Linked DNA regions of Homo sapiens: region 2 is linked to region 1. Evidence: chromatin contacts called from ENCODE Hi-C or POLR2A ChIA-PET data. All regions are on one chromosome and are shown on one strand. Each heading gives the region's core, a stretch centred on a gene start or an enhancer-like site at or near the end of the contact. The rest is flanking DNA. Distances are from core to core; before and after follow the strand shown. Region 1 overlaps TANC1 (tetratricopeptide repeat, ankyrin repeat and coiled-coil containing 1). Region 2 overlaps TANC1 (tetratricopeptide repeat, ankyrin repeat and coiled-coil containing 1).

Region 1 (5,152 bases), core at 2,042-4,541:
TGCTTCATAACGTGGTAGAAGGTATCACGCAGCGAGAGGGCAAGAGCGTGCATGTCAGTTCAAGTCTCTCCTCTTTTTTCAAGCCGCCAGTACTATCATGGGAGCCCCATCCCGATGACCTCATCTCATCCTTATTTCCTCCCAAAGGCCTCACCTCCACTCCACATATGAATTTGGGGATTACGTTGCCAACACATGAAAGTTGGGGGACACATTCAAACCATAGTATATGCTAATTGCTTTTTTTTTCTTGATACGGAGTCTCACTCTTGTTGCCTAGGCTGGAGTGCAATGGTGCAATCTCACCTCACTGCAACCTCTATCTCCTAGATTCCAGGGATTCTCCTGCCTTAGCATCCCAAGTAGCTGGGATTATAGGCACACACCACCACACTTGGCTAATTTTTGTGTTTTTAGTAGAGACGGGGTTTCACCATGTTGGCCAAGCTGGTCTCGAACTTCTGACCTCAAGTGATTTGCCCGCCTTGGCCTCCCAAAGTGCTGGGATTACAGGTGTGAGCCATCATGTCGGGCCTATTCTTTACTGTTTATACTTCTCTTGTGTGTAGACAAAATGAAACAGTAGAAAGGACAAGAACTTTGAAGCTAATGTAATCTGAATCCTTGAGTTTGTATCCTCATATTTTAAAAAATTGTGGTTACAAAACAAAACACATGAGATCTAACTCCTAACAAAATTTTAAGTGTACAGTGTTGTTAACTTATAAACACAATGTTATACAGCTGATTTCTAGAAGTATTTCATCCTCTGTGACTGAAACTTTATATTCTTTCAACAATTCTCCATTTTCCTCTCTCCCCAAGCTCCTGGCATTCACCATTCTGCTCTGCTTCTATGAGTTTGATTATTAATTAATTAATTATGATTATTATTGTTGAGATAGGGTCTCTCACTCTGTTGCCCAGTCTAGATGCAGTGGCTTGAGTGTAGCTCACTGTAAGTTCAAACTCCTGTGCTCAAGTGATCCTCTCAAGCAGCTGAGACTATAGGCATGTGCTGCTATACACAGCTAATTTGTAGATTTTTTTATAGAGATGAGGATCTTGCTATGTTGCCCAGGCTGGTCTTGAACTCATGGCCTCAAGTGGTCCTCCCAAGTCAGACTCCCAAAGTGTTGGGATTACAGGTGTGAGCCACAGTGCCTAGCAGAGTTTGACTACTTTATATACCTCATAAGAGTGGAATCGTGTGCTGTTTATCCTTCTGTGACTGTTTTATTTCTCTTGTGTGATGTCTTCAAGTTTCATTCATGTGGTAGCATGTATCAGGATTTCCTTTTTTTATGGCGGAATGATCCATTATGTGTATATATCACATTTTGTTTATCCATTTATCTGTTAGTGAATATTTAGGATGCTTCTACACTTTGGTTATTGTGAATAATGCTGCAATGAACATGGGAGTGAAAATAGCTCTTTGGGATCCTGACTTCAGTTCTTTTGGATAAATACCCAGAAATGAGATTGTTGGATCGTATGCCTCACTTTTTAAGTAAAGGTTTGTAATATGGAACATGTGCATTGTTCCATGTAATGCATGGCATACAGAGTGGGTTCTTTCCTGTCTAGGCACCCTCTTTTGAAACCAAGTGTCCATATAGTTTGAGTATTTTCACTGTGGTTTATCATAAGTACTTAGTATTTCTTGCTTAACTAATGCCTTATAATTATTTTTTAGAGACAGTCTTGCTCTGTCAACCAGGCTGGAGTGCAGTGGCACAATCATAGTTCACTATAATCTTGGACTCCTGGGCTCAAGCAGTCCTCCCACGTCAGTCTCCTGAGTAGCTAAGACTATAGGTGCTTGCCACCACACCCAGTTAATTTTAAAAATTTTGTGTAGAGGTGAGGTCTGTGTTGCCCAGGCTAGTTTTGAACTCCTAGTCTCAAGTGATCCTCCTGCCTCAGCTTCCCAAGTAGCTAGGTCTACACGTATGTGCCACCATGCCTGTATTTTTAACATAGCGATATGGGGTCTTGCCATCTTGTCCAGGCTGGTCTTGAACTCCTGTTCTCAAGCAGTCCTCCTGCTTTGACCTCCCAAAGTGCTGGGATTATAGGTGTGAGCCACTGTACCCAGCCTCTACTATTTTTGATCATGTCTTCAATAACACTGAGAATTATTTTGGAGAGAAGTCAACATTTCCCCACAAAAACCCTTTTATTCACTGGTCACTCACAGCAGCTGTGTCATTGAGAAGTGTTGACACTGCTTTTGGTTTTTAAGTGACTGTGTGTTATTCCTTCCCGGGGTGAAAAAAAAAATTGCAAGGTTGGAATTTTCTGGATTGTTAACAAGATCAAAAAGCAAAGATATAAAGCCAAGGGGGGAATGTCTTTCTACGGAATGGTGGTAGAAAGCAAAAAATGCTAGAATTTTGTAGAAATTACTAGGTATTACAAAAATAATCTTTGACCAGAAAATGAAGGTTGCTGTTTTTTATGTTATTCTAAAGTGTAGTACACTTTAACCAGCTAGGGTTTTTGTCTGGATCTTTAAAGTATATTGATAAAAATGCACATACACATTTATTTTTCTTTTAGAAGATGACTTGATTTCCTAGGACAGAAGTTATTTCATAGTTGTAATTTCAATAATCATGGATGTTAGCTTTGAAGTGGTTGATAAGAAGCTCTCTGATTCTCCTCTATTCAGAGAAGACACAGTTGTAGCCATTTCTCTGATTTTCCTCAGTTTTCGCCTTAGAACTAGTAAAAGAGGATTCAGTGGCTTCAGCATACTCAAAGCCAACATAGGGGTGTTGAATTCTCCAGGAAAAGAGAGATCCTGTTTTCTCAGTTTGTTGTTGGGGTTTTGTTTTTGACATTTTTTGACAGCTAAGATCAAGATCTCATGACTTGTGTTCTGGCCAGAGGACCCTCAGCTTTTTGTGATGAGTCATTTCCTAATGCATCCGGAGGCACTGGGCTTGGAACCCCCATCTCAGAGTTGGGGGCAGCAGATCCAGCCACTGCAGCTGGGAGGGAGTCCAGGTGTCAGGAGGAAGGGGCTGAGGTCTTCAGGGCTGGTGGCTCAGGGTATATGAGTAGCCTGACACAGGCACCCATGTCCCCAGACCTTCTCTGGCCATATGGAGTCAGAGTGACCTCCAGTCCCCTGGAAGATTGCCAAGAGCAAGGCAGCTCCTCAGCCCCTGAGGAGTTAGCAGCAGATTATCCAGAGAGGGTCTCAGGCTCCTTATCAGAACTGAGCTAGAGGGTGATTTAGGCCTGTGGAATGCAGGAGCAAGAAAGCCAAGTTACTGGATACAAGGTCAGGGCCTGCCTGTTAAGCAGCAAGAGCAACTTAGCCAGAGCTATTTAAATCTCTATCTTAGAAATTCCCGCTGGGTTGAGCCAGCAAGGGGAGTGTGGGGGCAAGGGTTAAGAGGCTTCAGCTGTGGGGAAGGAAGGGCCATGGACACTGAAAACAACAGGCCAGGCCTGGATGTCCTGACAGCCTAGACCTAAATAGAGAGGTTTTTAGTGTCCTGGTAGGTCATTTCAGCCTGCTTGCAAGTGAATGGGTCTTAGGGTGTAAGGTACATATTCAATCATGAGCTTGAAAACTGAGAATTACTTATGTGAATCTGGAAGTGGATGTAGTTTTAAATTCAATTTAGACAAAACAAATTCCTCAATTTTTCCCAAGTGTAAATTATAACCCTATATTACAGAACTGTCAGTTAAATTCATGAAAGTACTCTTTACCAAGCCTGAAGCAAATTGGTGCTTTTGAGTGCTATTACTTATCGAGAAATAAATATATAAATCAGAAAGCTGAGCTTTGGAAAAAAGAAATAAATATGAAGTCACCCAATAATCCATTCTGAGTAGATGAATGATTAAAGATATGTGAGGTGAGGTTGCTTTAGAGCAAGGGAAAACTCACCCTAGCCTCTGTGGTTCACATGGGCATGCATAACAGTACAGAATTTATTCCTTGGCTCTGTATGTCATACAGATTAGATTCCAAAGTCAACTGAAGCTTGCCTTATTGATCACAGAATCCTAACATTTAAACCAATTTTATCATCTTTAAGAAAGTTGAAAACTTAATACCTTTAGAGACTACAGAAACGCTTAGGCTGTTTAAAAACACTCTCATTCAAATACCTTCTTCCCTAAGGTCATATGGCCCTGGGGTATCTGGGGCAGATTGAACTGGCAAAGATTCAGAAGGCTTCATTGGTGACTTAGGAGGAGATAGGGGGCGTGTCATTAATACAAAGGCATAGTCCATCTGCTCAAAGAAGTTTATAATCTGGTGAGGAGCTTTACTCACAGATACCGTAAGAAAAGATGGATGAGAATAATGAATGGGAGAGTACTCAGATGGAATATTCCAGATCAGAATGGCAGTGCTTTTGAGAAAGCCTGTCCTGGTTTCCGTTGGTGTTAGAGACCACACAGAGACAGCACATTGCAGTTGGATACAGTCCCCATTCCTATTTTTGAGGACATTTGGATCTTGTGGACTGAGGTTAGCCATGTGGATATCTCTCCTGGATATAGTGGCAGAGACACACTGTGAGCAAAGTAACCTTTTCTTGGTGCCCAGGGTCACCTTTCAGAGCCAAGAATTGTGCTGCTTTAAAATGCTTTTTTTTTGGCGTCCTTGCATGCATTTGGGGATTGAAAGGCTGTTAAAATATAACAGCCTGTAATCTACTGTTTCGAATTTTACAGATTCTCTCCTGTCAGTCGCAGCTTCTCAGGGCTGTCATTGTGCCCAGATCTAACACTGTCCCTCCATTCTCTTAACTTACAACAGTCTGGGAAACCACATATTCTCTCCTGTTAGAATTGAATCTGAAAGACAGTGGGAGGGCTCTGAGGGAGAGCCTGTGAAGAGGTGTTGGGGGTTGGTGTGGGGGTTAGGAGTTCCCTTCTGCATTGTGCATGAACTGAGCCCCAGATTTTGGCAGCTTTGAAGACTTATTTGCATCTTGGTTCTTGGTGTTTTCTGGATAAGTTGAGGTTGCAGCATATGACTTCTGTCTTTGATAGGCCTCCCCCTTTTTTCCTCCTACTCTTGCCTGAATCAATTTTGTTATGGAAAGAGTGAAAGTTTTCTCAGGGAAAATGAGAAGAAGCTCAACGGAGGAAGACCCAGGGCTGAGCAAGCCTT
Region 2 (5,282 bases), core at 2,102-4,601, 34 kb after region 1:
GGAAAAGATACCTTTTCTCCCCTACACTCTCTTCCTCAAAAATATATAATGGAAAGAAATGACATCTGACGTTCTTCACATTTTCAAAGACTTATTCTTAAGTATTTGAGTTCAACAGTACCTTTGTTCTACTTGCTGTCATAGAGGCTAAGGTTTTATGGGGCAGAACTTGAGGGATTGTTTGGTCAGTATTTGAGTTATACCTGTGCCTTTGGTCTATAATATAAAGTAGGCCGGGCGTGGTAGTTCACACCTGTAATCCCAGCACTTTGGGAGGCCAAGGCAGGCAGATCACCTGAGGTCAGGAGTTTGAGACCAGCCTGGCCAACATGGTGAAACCCCGTCTCTACTAAAAATACAAAAATTAGCTGGGTGTGGTGGTGGGTGCCTGTAATCACAGCTACTCAGGAGGCTGAGGCAAGAAAATTGCTTGAACCCAGGAGGTGGAGGTTGCAGTGAGCTGAGATTGTGCCACTGCATTCCAGCCTGGGCAATAAAGTGAGACTCCTTCTCAAAACAAACAAACAAAAAACAAAACAAAAACCACACACATACACATATAGTAAAAAAGAACATTATTTCTTATGTTTTATCCTATGATACTTATCCATAAGTACTTCCTTACCATACAGTATGTTGGGCTTGTCATTTAATCTGCTGAGTCTGAATTACTGTGTCAGAAAGGCTGGTTTGCATCATTTCTATTTGGTTCAAGTGCATGACAGCTCAGTGTTCACCCTTTTAGGGGAAAAATGACAGTAGTTGAAGTTGCTACTGGAAGGGAAGTGTGATGATGCAGAAGAGGAGAGCCTGCTGGCTGCCTACACAGGTGGGCTTCAAGGTGCCATTTCCATTGAGGAATTTACCACTGCCTTCTCTTTGGTCCTCAGAAACTCAATATTCTCCATGTCTTAAATGGATGAGACTGGGCAAAGTGACTCCCTTTAAGAAAGCAAAGCTCGGCCGGGCGCGGTGGCTCACGCCTGTAATCCCAGCACTTTGGGAGGCCGAGGCGGGTGGATCATGAGGTCAGGAGATCGAGACCATCCTGGCTAACAAGGTGAAACCCCGTCTCTACTAAAAATACAAAAAATTAGCCGGGCGCGGTGGTGGGTGCCTGTAGTCCCAGCTACTCAGGAGGCTGAGGCAGGAGAATGGCGTGAACCCGGGAAGCGGAGCTTGCAGTGAGCCGAGATTGCACCACTGCAGTCCGCAGTCCGGCCTGGGCGACAGAGCGAGACTCCGTCTCAAAAAAAAAAAAAAAAAAAAAAGAAAGCAAAGCTCATGAGAGCTTTTGTTTAAAGCTGGAGTACCGATTTGTTAATTTATTCTCAGAATTGTCTGTCAGCAAGCCAGACAGTTGTGTGAACTGGACCAGCACACTCTCTCCCTACTATTTGCAGACTAAGAAAGGAGCCAAATTACGAGGTGTCTCTCAGTGTGAACAGAACCAGAACAAGAAGTAGTTGTATCATGCCAATGTGTGACAGCACCTAGCTCCAACAGCCCAATGTGTCCATTTCCAGAATTGGATATAGGGGTATGTGTTTATAAGTGTGCAGATACCAGATAGTCTTCTCTGGAGTGTACTGTCATTATTGGCCCCTAGGGTCTATTCCTATAAATGCTATTTGTGACCATCCCCCTTTCAGTGGGCATAGCCTGTATGTCCATTGGTGACTGTTAAGTTCCAGTTATGGGTTTAAGGCCAGAGACGATTGAAACTTCCAGGTGACTTTGTATAGCTCCACTCTGATCTGTGTTAGTTTCAGAATTTAACTTGCTGGGAAGACTTACTTTTTTCCTTTCCAGTCTGGGGGAGGGGAGGATGGTTCCTTATTTTTGCACTCAGGTATAATCAGTTAAAGTTGCTCCAGGTCGCAGTTTGAATAGCTTTTTTAAGAATATAAAATTTAAGCTATTTACCTCGAGTTGCTATTTATGGAGGAAAACAGGAACTGGAAGAAATACTATAGCAGATATTTGATAGCCTCTTTCACTTAAGACCACTGATGTGGAAGGTATGTCTATCCTGAAAATAGCTGAGTGCCCCAAAATAGGAAAACAGGGTGTCTGGGATGAGATACCAGAGTCAGTGTCACCTAGTCCTTGCCCCGTGTGATGCCTATTCTGAGTGGCCTGGTAGGTGTACTGCCAACTGGTGATGACCTGGGTGATTAATCGGGAGCAGCTCATGGATGTGGTGGGGCCTGAGCTTGGTCAATGATCCAGGTAAACACACGGCTCTGGAAGAGTTCACCAAGGCTTGGTGCAAGGGACCTTGCATGAGCTTCGGTGGCATGGCTCTGTCAGTATTTTTCTCTTATTTTTTAGGTAGTTTTTGCTAAATTATAAACCCCAAAGTTGGTTGGTTGAAGAATATGTCTGTGTTTACCTATCTATTTATTATTAACTTTTACTACCATTTTTTTATACTACAGTGTTTTTCATTGTTTCTCTGAAGTGTGCTTGTTAAGAGAAGTTTGTGTTTTCCATCGGTTCCATATGGAAACTATTGCTGCCTTCCAACTTTAGTGTTTGCCCTTTAGGTGAAACCTAAATTTTTTCACCAGGGTTTATTCAAGCAGCATTTTCAAAAACAGAATTAGGCTCTAAGCCATGCCCCTTCAGTATGTAAAACTTGTGTGTAAGATGATTTTACTCCGATAACCTTCAGTATGGCTTTTTCCAAATTCTGCCTAAGATACTATCTTTCTAGTATCACTCAGTTTTGTTTGATTGTTGTTGCCCAAAGCTTTCATTGATCTGTGAGGAGAGACCGGCCTGGTGGAGGGGAGGAAGGTGGTCCTGCTGGGCTGCTGCAGATTTGGATTCTGGCCCTGCTGTTAATTAGCTTCGTGACCCCTGGCAAGCCAGCCTCCCTGGGTCTCTGTTTCTTCATCAGTAAAACAAAAGGCTTGGGAAAACAAATACAGGCTTGGACCAAATGATAAGAAAGGTCACCCTGCCTTTTTATGTTGTGTGATTCTATGAATGGCAACACATTGGGATTCCTTACCCTTCTCAACGGGTGCCACAAAACTTCTGCTTACTCTGGGGGCTGAGAGGTGGTGTGTGGTGTGTTACACTGAGGCCATTTGAGGCATTTGTGCTAACTAGGCAGATGTGGGAGCCCTCCTACATAGGAGTTTCTCCCTCCTTGCCTCCCTTCCTCTGCTCCCTTCCCCGTCCTCATTCCTCCCCTCCCCACCCCTTTTCTTGCCTGTTCAATAGAGACCTGCTTGCCTTCTACTTCCCTTAGTGCATTAATAAAGGTGTGATGGTAACACAACCCACTAAGATTGGTTACCATCTGGGGTTGTTCAGCCATCTCATCTGAGTTAGCAGTGGGGAGAGAGAGCTTAAAGGAGACTGGCTTCATGATGAAATAATGGTCCTTTTGTCTGTCTCTTGCTGTAGAGATGGTTTCATGTTTCATCTTAGACCTGGGCCATTGTGTTTTTACAAGCTCAGTACAACCCTGCTTAAAGATACAGCCTTTTCTTTAAAGGATCTGGCCGTAGTGCCACAGGCCTGTTCTACTTACTTCCCTTCCCCACCCCAAAGTTATAACTTCCTATATATTGTAAAAACCCACTGTGGTGTGTGCTGTTTAATTGGGTTCTCTGATCAGGGTTAAAATGTGTTCCCACTGTATTTATTTTGCAAATGTTTATAAGATATGCCTCATTTCATAACCTTCCAAAATGTTTTCCTTGTGATTATATAATTAGTAACACCTGTAAAACATTGCCTTTAACCATGTAGCTTCTTTCATTATCTTTTTGATTTCATGTTCTAGTGCCGCCTTTTGATGAACTGGGATTGGGAAACTGTGCCAAATATCTTGCAGTACTGTACCCAGGTTTAGCCTCATAACCTTAATTAGATGTGGAATGCTGAGAATGCACTATTGTTTTTTTTTTTTTTTAGCTTTTCTAACAACAGTGAACTTCTGAGCACTTCATTAAAAGTTATAGAACATTCCTTGTGTCTTCAGCATTTAGTTTCCCACCATAGTTTATTCAAAGAAAATTAATGTAAGGCTTAGGGTACCTTAATATTAAGCGGTCTGTTTGTTTGAACACAAGTTACCTCTTTTGTCAAGACACAAGTTATATTCCAACTTTCAATGTTTAATTCCTCTTCTCTCTGTTTCTTTTCTCCTTAGAAACAAGTGTTGAAAATGTTAAAGGCTGTGCTGAAGAAGAGCCGAGAGGGAGGAAAGGGAGGCAAGAAGGAAGCAGGTATGTGTGCAAGAATGAGAAGCTCAGCCATGGACAGCGGGCAGCAAGCTGCTCCTCACCCCAGGCCGGATGGATTTGTTGCTTTGGGAGTGGGTCAGAGAGGGTTACCTGGGTTAGAACAAACAGTGTGCTGGAGGCTATGAGAAATGAAATAGGCCAGACATGGTGACCCACACCTGTAATCCCAGCATTTTGAGAGGCCAAGGCAGGAGGATTGCTTGAGGCTAGGAGTTCCAGGACCAGCCTGGGCAACATAAAGAGACACTTTCCTCTACAAAAAAATTTTAAAAAATTATCCGGGTATGGTGGCACATACTTGTAAATCCTAGCTACTTGGGAGGCTCTGGCAGGAGGATCTCTTGAGCCCAGGAGTTCAAGGCTGCAGTGAGCTATGATAAAGCCACTGTACTCCAGCCTGGGCAACAGAGCCAGACCCTGTCTCTTAAAAAAGAAAAAGGACAGGAAACATAATTTTGAACTTTATTATAAGAAGTGACTTTGAGAATTGAGTTTGGGTTATAACCAAATCCTTTCCCAGAAACTTTAAAGGTTCATAATTTTAATAGGTCATTCAGATCTGGAGGGAGTCAAAGTTAAAGACATTGAGGGATAGCAGGTGTGTTCAGGAATTTAGTTTCTAGAAATCCCATTCCCTTTCCCACATGATTACATTTTATGTGTTTGACCAACTGCTGGCTGACTGGTCCTCATCTTTTGGAGTATCAAATTTTACTCCTAACAGGTGGAGCCCCACTTAATGCCAGACTGCTTGTTTTCATTATAATGAGAACTACTTAATTTGGCTTGAATTTCATTCTTGTTTGTAGAGTTCTGGTGCATATTGTCACTGTGACTTTAATAGCATTACATTCCTTGTGCTAACCTATTCTAGGATTATTTTGGTGAATACTCACTGGTACACCATTTTTCTCTCGCTAGAAAAACTATATATTGTCTACCTGTATTGCACAATAAAAATATGTTAGCATGAATTGACTTGCCTGAAATGTTACATTTCACTCTGTAAACCCATGT

What was found. A loop is a pair of places that touch in the nucleus more often than their neighbours do. ChIA-PET counts read pairs that join two places held with the same protein, here RNA polymerase II (POLR2A).
Region 2: a map of endothelial cell of umbilical vein shows a loop between it and region 1 (1.9-fold over the local background). The contact joins two enhancer-like sites. A Hi-C loop is called at or near these places in 1 of 168 maps with a recorded cell type or tissue (endothelial cell of umbilical vein). POLR2A ChIA-PET finds 5 or more read pairs at or near these places in 8 of 52 experiments (Caco-2, H1, K562 and 4 more).

What each region holds. Positions count from the first base shown.
Region 1 is chr2:159,027,886-159,033,037 of GRCh38, forward strand. The region is part of intron 2 of TANC1 (tetratricopeptide repeat, ankyrin repeat and coiled-coil containing 1); the gene reads left to right. Among named protein-coding and RNA genes, the nearest start is that of TANC1, 62 kb to the left of the region's middle. RefSeq lists an enhancer at 1,591-4,615. Within about 2 kb of position 3,292, at least 18 of the 41 ENCODE cell types and tissues checked have a DNase peak (open chromatin) inside an H3K27ac peak, as active enhancers do; they include endothelial cell of umbilical vein, where a contact is called at or near this core.
Region 2 is chr2:159,061,725-159,067,006 of GRCh38, forward strand. TANC1 (tetratricopeptide repeat, ankyrin repeat and coiled-coil containing 1) reads left to right here. Exons shown (of 27, transcript NM_033394.3): 3 at 4,172-4,247. The coding sequence starts at 4,187. Among named protein-coding and RNA genes, the nearest start is that of TANC1, 96 kb to the left of the region's middle. RefSeq lists an enhancer at 2,594-3,122. Within about 2 kb of position 3,352, at least 6 of the 41 ENCODE cell types and tissues checked have a DNase peak (open chromatin) inside an H3K27ac peak, as active enhancers do; they include endothelial cell of umbilical vein, where a contact is called at or near this core.